2 separate regions of the Homo sapiens genome follow, and region 1 is linked to region 2. A link is a contact called in ENCODE Hi-C or POLR2A ChIA-PET data. All regions are on one chromosome and are shown on one strand. The core of a region is the stretch at or near the end of the contact, and the rest is flanking DNA. Distances in the headings are between cores, read along the strand shown.

What was found. A loop is a pair of places that touch in the nucleus more often than their neighbours do. ChIA-PET counts read pairs that join two places held with the same protein, here RNA polymerase II (POLR2A). Pooled maps may share reads with other maps.
Region 1: a pooled map shows a loop between it and region 2 (5-fold over the local background). The contact joins two enhancer-like sites. A Hi-C loop is called at or near these places in 1 of 168 maps with a recorded cell type or tissue (naive thymus-derived CD4-positive, alpha-beta T cell), 1 of 37 single-sample maps with no recorded cell type and 6 of 50 pooled maps. POLR2A ChIA-PET finds 5 or more read pairs at or near these places in 1 of 52 experiments (activated B cell).

The regions. Positions count from the first base shown.
Region 1 is chr1:175,208,001-175,211,172 of GRCh38, reverse strand. No RefSeq gene overlaps it. Among named protein-coding and RNA genes, the nearest start is that of KIAA0040, 17 kb to the right of the region's middle. Within about 2 kb of position 1,437, at least 9 of the 41 ENCODE cell types and tissues checked have a DNase peak (open chromatin) inside an H3K27ac peak, as active enhancers do.
Region 2 is chr1:174,813,802-174,817,052 of GRCh38, reverse strand. All of the region lies in intron 19 of RABGAP1L (RAB GTPase activating protein 1 like), which reads right to left. Among named protein-coding and RNA genes, the nearest start is that of RABGAP1L-AS1, 140 kb to the left of the region's middle. Within about 2 kb of position 1,497, at least 5 of the 41 ENCODE cell types and tissues checked have a DNase peak (open chromatin) inside an H3K27ac peak, as active enhancers do.

The sequences.
Region 1 (3,172 bases), core at 188-2,687, 390 kb before region 2:
TCAGGTTTTCTTTTATAGCCACAAGTTTATATAAACACCTATAGGCACAGTACCGAAAATACTGGCACCTTATTGGAAAAAAACTGCTGCATTGGAAGCAAAAGTGTTCCAAATATAGAGGGACATGTGTATTCATGACATGTGACCACCTCTTTCCAAACGATCCTGGAAGCACCATCCTATGCACCCATGACTAAAGAGTCTGCTAGAACATTTCCTAGAACATCATTGCCCTGAAGACAGGGTTTACCTAACAAATAGTTGTTAAGATTCCAGGTACCATGCTAGGCTCTGGAACACCATGATGGACAGATCATGATCCCTGTCCTCAGAGAGATAGTCCTACAAACAAATAATTGACAACAGAGTGTGATTAGCTGTTCTGAAGGCATGTATGACGACACATGGCGGCACAAAGAAAAGAGTGGCCTGTTTTACCTGAAGGATTAAGAAATATTTCTCAAACATAGTAACAATTGAGCTGGACCTTCTTAAAAGATAAGAAGCTTGCCATGCCAATAGAAGGAAAGGGCAGTTCATGCAGGGAGAATCTCTTGGAAAAGGCTGAAATTATGGGGTAAAATCGGGGAACTGTGGATAGCTCCATAAAAATTGGGACATTTATAAGGCATACATTATGTATGTGTATATAGTGTCTAACATGTATAGTATAAACATATCTCAATATACTTGTGCACTCAACAGCAAATAATTATTCCCATTTTGTTGATGCATGCAACATACCCTTTCCCTCCCTATTCTGTGATTCACCTAATCACTCATCAGATTCACCTTATAATGTCAATTTTAACACCTGAAATGTAACCATTTATAGATCATTAAATGGTCCTCAGTCATCGATACCTTGCTTTTCATAGGTTCTTAAATTCTTATGGGACAGATCACCCACAATTATGATGACCATGGGAAGGGATGGGAAGGAAGGGAGCTGAAAGATAAAGGGATACAACTTCCCAGTTTGTGCATCTCCATGGCCCAAGAAAGCAACCCAACATCCTAAAAGAATACAGATTTTGGAATTGTTAGTAATATGATAGAGCTATGAGTAGTACATAAATCAGCTATGTACAAAGTGAAACCTAAGACATAGGTTGTTTATTCCACAAAACAAAAATGGAAAAATTTCCTCTAAGATTAAAAATAAAGACAGTATATGACAATTTGTGGGGAGAGCCAAAACACCCTAGGGTTTTGTGCTACTATGGATTATCTGGCTTATGCTGCAGGAACAGCCAATGTGTTACACATGGGCCTCCACTGTGGAAGACATCACTAGATGATCTCAGTTGTTTCCCCACTGAACCTGAGAGAAGGGGATAAGCAAGATCAAAGAAGAGTGAAACTATTCATTGTGCTCTTAAAAATAGTGCTTTTTAGGTGTCAACCTAGGCCCTGTGGTTGTGTTTAAATTACCACTTCAAAATATCATCTACTCAATTTTATGTCCCACACCTACCACAAAGTGGCTGTGTGACCTTTCCCAAGGTCACATAATTTATCTGGGCTTCTAATCCCTCTTCTGCAAAAGGAAGAAATGAACCAGATAACCTTGAAAGTCAGCTCCCTTTTTGACAGTTTGCCATTCTTTCCTCTTTTCCTTTATATCTAGTTATCTCAAGCCTCCGTCTGTATTAAGAATCAATTGTCTTGGGCAACAGAAACCCAACTCTATGTGAGTGGATTTTTGGCCCAAACTGTATAGTTCAGCTGAAGTGCCCCATGAGCCTAGATGGTCCGTGCCTTTGCCCCCGACCTTGGGCAAACGTGTGCTGGATGTACAGCTGCCAAAATACTGACTGCTGCCCCAAAGTGGTAACTTGAAAATCAATACCTCACTTGTACTCTGTGGTTTCATTTCCTGCCCGGAAATGCAGCTCAGTGTTGCAGATGGGGCCTTAGATGATAAAAACTTCTAAGATAGGTTCTGCATTCAGCATGGTTTCCTTTGCTGGGAGATATTGGTAAACGTTCACAGAGCCTCTTTTTTTCATGGGGTCAGGCAGAAAGTACAATTTCAGTGACTCTCACCTTGGATTCCCTACTTCTGGATGAATGAAATGAATGTGAAACACACCCTGGAATGTGAAGAGCACCCTGGTGTTGTGGTGTTGGCTGGGGATCCCTCAACAGTGGTTTCAGGATCTGGATGGGGAAAAGAGCCCTTTAAGTGTTCCAGCCAGCAGGCAACAGGTGCAAGGAGCACAGCTGCACTGAGTGCCCCTCCAGGAGGACCACAGGGTTGCCCTGGGCAGAGAACTTCCCAGCTCAGCAGCACCGGGGCATGGCCTTCCAGGGCAGTGAACTCTGCAAGTTTGTAAGAACATATACAGCAGTGTTTAAAAGCATGAATTATAAAGCCAGAGACCTGAATGCAAGTCCTGCCACTTACAACCTCTAAGATTTGAGCTTTCCAAGCCTCAGTTTCCTCATCCACTAATAGTAGAATCTAATCACAAGAATCATTGTGAGGATTAAATAAGACAATGAACATAAACCAGCAAGGTATAGTCTCCAGCACACAGTGCTATGCTGAGCCTTACTGGACCCTGAGACAAAAGGAAAAATCCATAATAATGATCAAATCTTTCTTTAAGATTTTGATATTTAGTTCAGCATGAAATTTTTGCATTAATTTTTATTTTTTAAAATATTGCATTAAAATGTTACTTACCTTGATTACTGAGGGGGTTTTTTACACTCCTTAAATTTTGCACACTTGCCTAAGCAAGTAAGGTAGTAAATGTCAGTTGTTACCATTCTACGATCACCACACAATAATTACATGACACAGTTTAGCATTTAATTATCTAATGTCTTGTGTTAGCTATTGTTCCAAATTCTTAGGTCTTGTTTTCCCAACTAATTTGTACACTGATTAATGGCAGAAATTATGACACATGTCTTTTATCCCTAAAACTGCTGAGCACGTAAGAGGCTCAAGTGAGTACTTATCCAGTGATTGCTTATAGCACATGGTGGACAATTTAAGACTCTACTGTTCTCTAATTGCTTCATGTGTTTGAAGGTTTTGGATTATGATCCTTGAGGGCGGGAATGACATCTGATCTGGCATTTTTCCTGTGCCATGTTTGACACAAAGCTGGGGGCACAGAATCAAAGAACTGGCAGGGACCTTTTTGTTCATCTAATC
Region 2 (3,251 bases), core at 248-2,747:
AAAACAAAACAAAAAAAAAGGACTGACCGAGTGCAGTGGCTCACGCCTGTAATCCCAGTACTTTGGGAAGCCAAGGTGGGTGGATCATGAGATCAGGAGATCGAGACTATCCTGGCCAACATGGTGAAACCCTGAATCTACTAAAACACAAAAAATTAGCCAGGCATGGTGGCGCACGCCTGTAGTCCCAGCTACTCGGAAGGCTGGGCAGGGGAACTGCTTGAACCAGGGAGGCGAAGGTTGCAGGAGGCAGGGATCGCGCCATTGCATTCCAGCCTGGTGACAGAGCAAGACTCCATCTCAAAAAAAAAAAAAAAAGACTTGTTTCTTAGCCTTTGGAGAATAATTCTCAGGAAAAGTTTACATGGCCATAGAGCTAAGCTACATATGCACCTATTTGAGCTGTAAGGAGGCATAAAATACTGAATCATAAATCATAAACCAATCAAATACCTGACAGTTTCTGACCAACAGGAATGGTAATTTCATCAATTCAACCTGATACAATATAAATGGTATTGAATAAAAATATGTAGAAAAACAGGTAATCAGATCAAGAATTATAAAGATTATGTGTATATGCACTTAATAAAGCTATATATTACGAGGCCTGGTGTGGTGGCTCACGCCTGTAATCCTAACACTTTGGGTGGCCAAGGGGGGTGGATAACCTGAGGTCGGGAGTATGAGACTAGCCTGATGGAGAAACCCCATCTCTACTAAAAATAGAACATTATCTGGGCGTGGTGGTGCATGCCTATAATCCCAGCTACTCGGGAGGCTGAAGCAGGAGAATTGCTTGAATCCGGGAGGCGGAGGTTGCAGTGAGCTGAGATGGCACCATTGCACTCCAGCCTGGGCAACAAGAGCAAAACTCTATCTCAAAAAAAAAAAAAAAAAAAAAAGCTATGTATTATGTTACTAAGAAAAACAAAATGCTCATATGTTCATACAAAGAAATTCAAATTTCTGGTAATTCAGAGTCTCTGAAGCCAAAATCCAAGTTTAAGAAGCTCTGCAATGGCAGCATTTTTAACTATAAGGCAAAAATCAAAGTATGATATTTAATAAAAACTGACTCCCTGGGAAAATACAGGATATTCATATTAGGCACTTTAAACATCTTTTATTTAGGTCTTGATTTCAATATTAAAAGTAACCAAATGACTGTTCAAAGTAAAGCCTGATGGGTCAATATGTTTTCTGATTTTGGCCTAGTTGAAACCATAGGAACAGAAGGGTATTAGAATAACTTGGAGTCACATTAGTTAAATTACCAGTTTAGAAGCTATTGAAAATGTTCCTGATATTTAATGTCATACAAGTTTTGGAAAAATAAAATTATTTATCCAATCTAATGTGCTTTATTAACAAATCTTGTTGGTACACTCACAGAAATAAACCACATACAGAGCTAACAAGTTATTTTTTGCTTGCAACTGCTGCATCTATTTTAAAGCCAGTTTCAGTTTCACTGAAATCACTGGTTACAGTTCCTTAAAATTAAAGGAAAGTGATTATTTTGGGGGGTAATTAAATGGGAACATGTCCATTCAAAAAAGACACAACTATATACAACACCAACTTTGAAAATAATTTAAAAATGTTTAAAACTTGATTACTTTTGGCAGAAATTCTATCTTTAATCTTAAATAGGCTATGGATAAGGAGTTAAACTTTCTTGCCTATTCCATGCCTGCAGTCACCTTTGTCCATGAATGCTTTGTCTAACACATAAGTCTCAGTCTATAAGTCCATCATCTCCTAAAATTTCCAACTGCCAGCACAAGCTGCTGTAATGATGGCATGATGACTCACATCCTTACCTACACATGCACTTCCATTATTCATTGTAACACCTCGTCATCTACAGCCTCTCATGGGTTGTGGCAGATCAGAGTGGGGAACGGGGAGGTGGTAGGAACAGTGGGATAGGTCTTAGTGTTTTTTCAAAACTACAAGCTATTGTAAAATCGATTTAGTGGGTTGTGGTCAGCCTTTTGGTTTGGGGATTTTCTTGGGATCCGGGGAGAAGTTTAAAATACAATACAATACAATACAATAGGTTGGGCAATGGTGGCTCACACCTGTAATCCCAGCACTTTGGGAAGCTGAGACGGACGGATTACTTGGGGTCAGGAGTTCGAGACCAGCCTGGCCAACATGGTGAAACCCTGTCTCTACTAAAAATACAAAAATAGCCAGGCGTGGTGGCACATGACTGTAGTCCCAGCTACTCAGGAGGCTGAGGCAGGAGAATTGCTTGAACCTGGGAGGTTGCAGTGAGCAGAGATTGTGCCACTGCACTCCAGCCTGGGCAACAGAATGAGACTCCATTTCAAAAAAAAAAAAGGAAATACAATACAATAGAACAAAAAACATCAGAGTGCCTCAGTGTAAGGGTAAGTATCTCTTCAGTTATGTGTATGTAAGTACGTACATATAGTCATGGTCTTGACATAAAAGCAACCAAAATATAGGTCTTGGTTTAAAAACAATTTTAGACCTTTGGATTGGAGACCTACATTCTAGTCCCAGCACAATCCCAGCCCAATACTGGATGACTTATGTCTTCCTTCTTTCAGTTTCACCTCACATCTGCCTCACAATCATTCACTCTACAATTATATGTTATAAATGAAATGGTGTCCCGTGGATACCGTCTTAAATATCCAAGAAAAAGGCATTCTCCTTAGATAATGCAAAGAAAACCCCACAAAAAACTATTAAAACTTTACAAATTATTAAATTATTAAAAATTTTAAATTATTGAAATCTTATTAAAAGCTTTAAAAATATTCATATTTACCTATTCATGTCCAAAAAATTTATTCTGGTTGTACCCAGCACTTCCCTTCCAGGAGCAGTCCATTTGGATTATATTTTGAACTTGTTTTCTAACATTTTACGCTTCTCCATCTCTCAGATCCCATGTTTCTGGATTGATAATAACTAGCCACCTCCAGGAACTTCATAAATTATATTGGAGAAAAAAATTTTCCCTATACATTTCATGTTTTTCAATTGTTTTCCTGGGTTTCTTTTGTCCTCAGTGACTTGGCAATCCTCTGAGATTTCCCTTGAAAACCTTTAACTTTTCACCTTACCTGTACCTCTTATTTCTCTACTCTTTTATTCTTAGAAATAAATATTTTATTTTAAAGGATGCCTACAACATTGACCCAATTTACAATACTTCTCTCTGGCATCTCCGAAACAATCAGTTGGCTGAAGCCTACCTTTCAAACTCA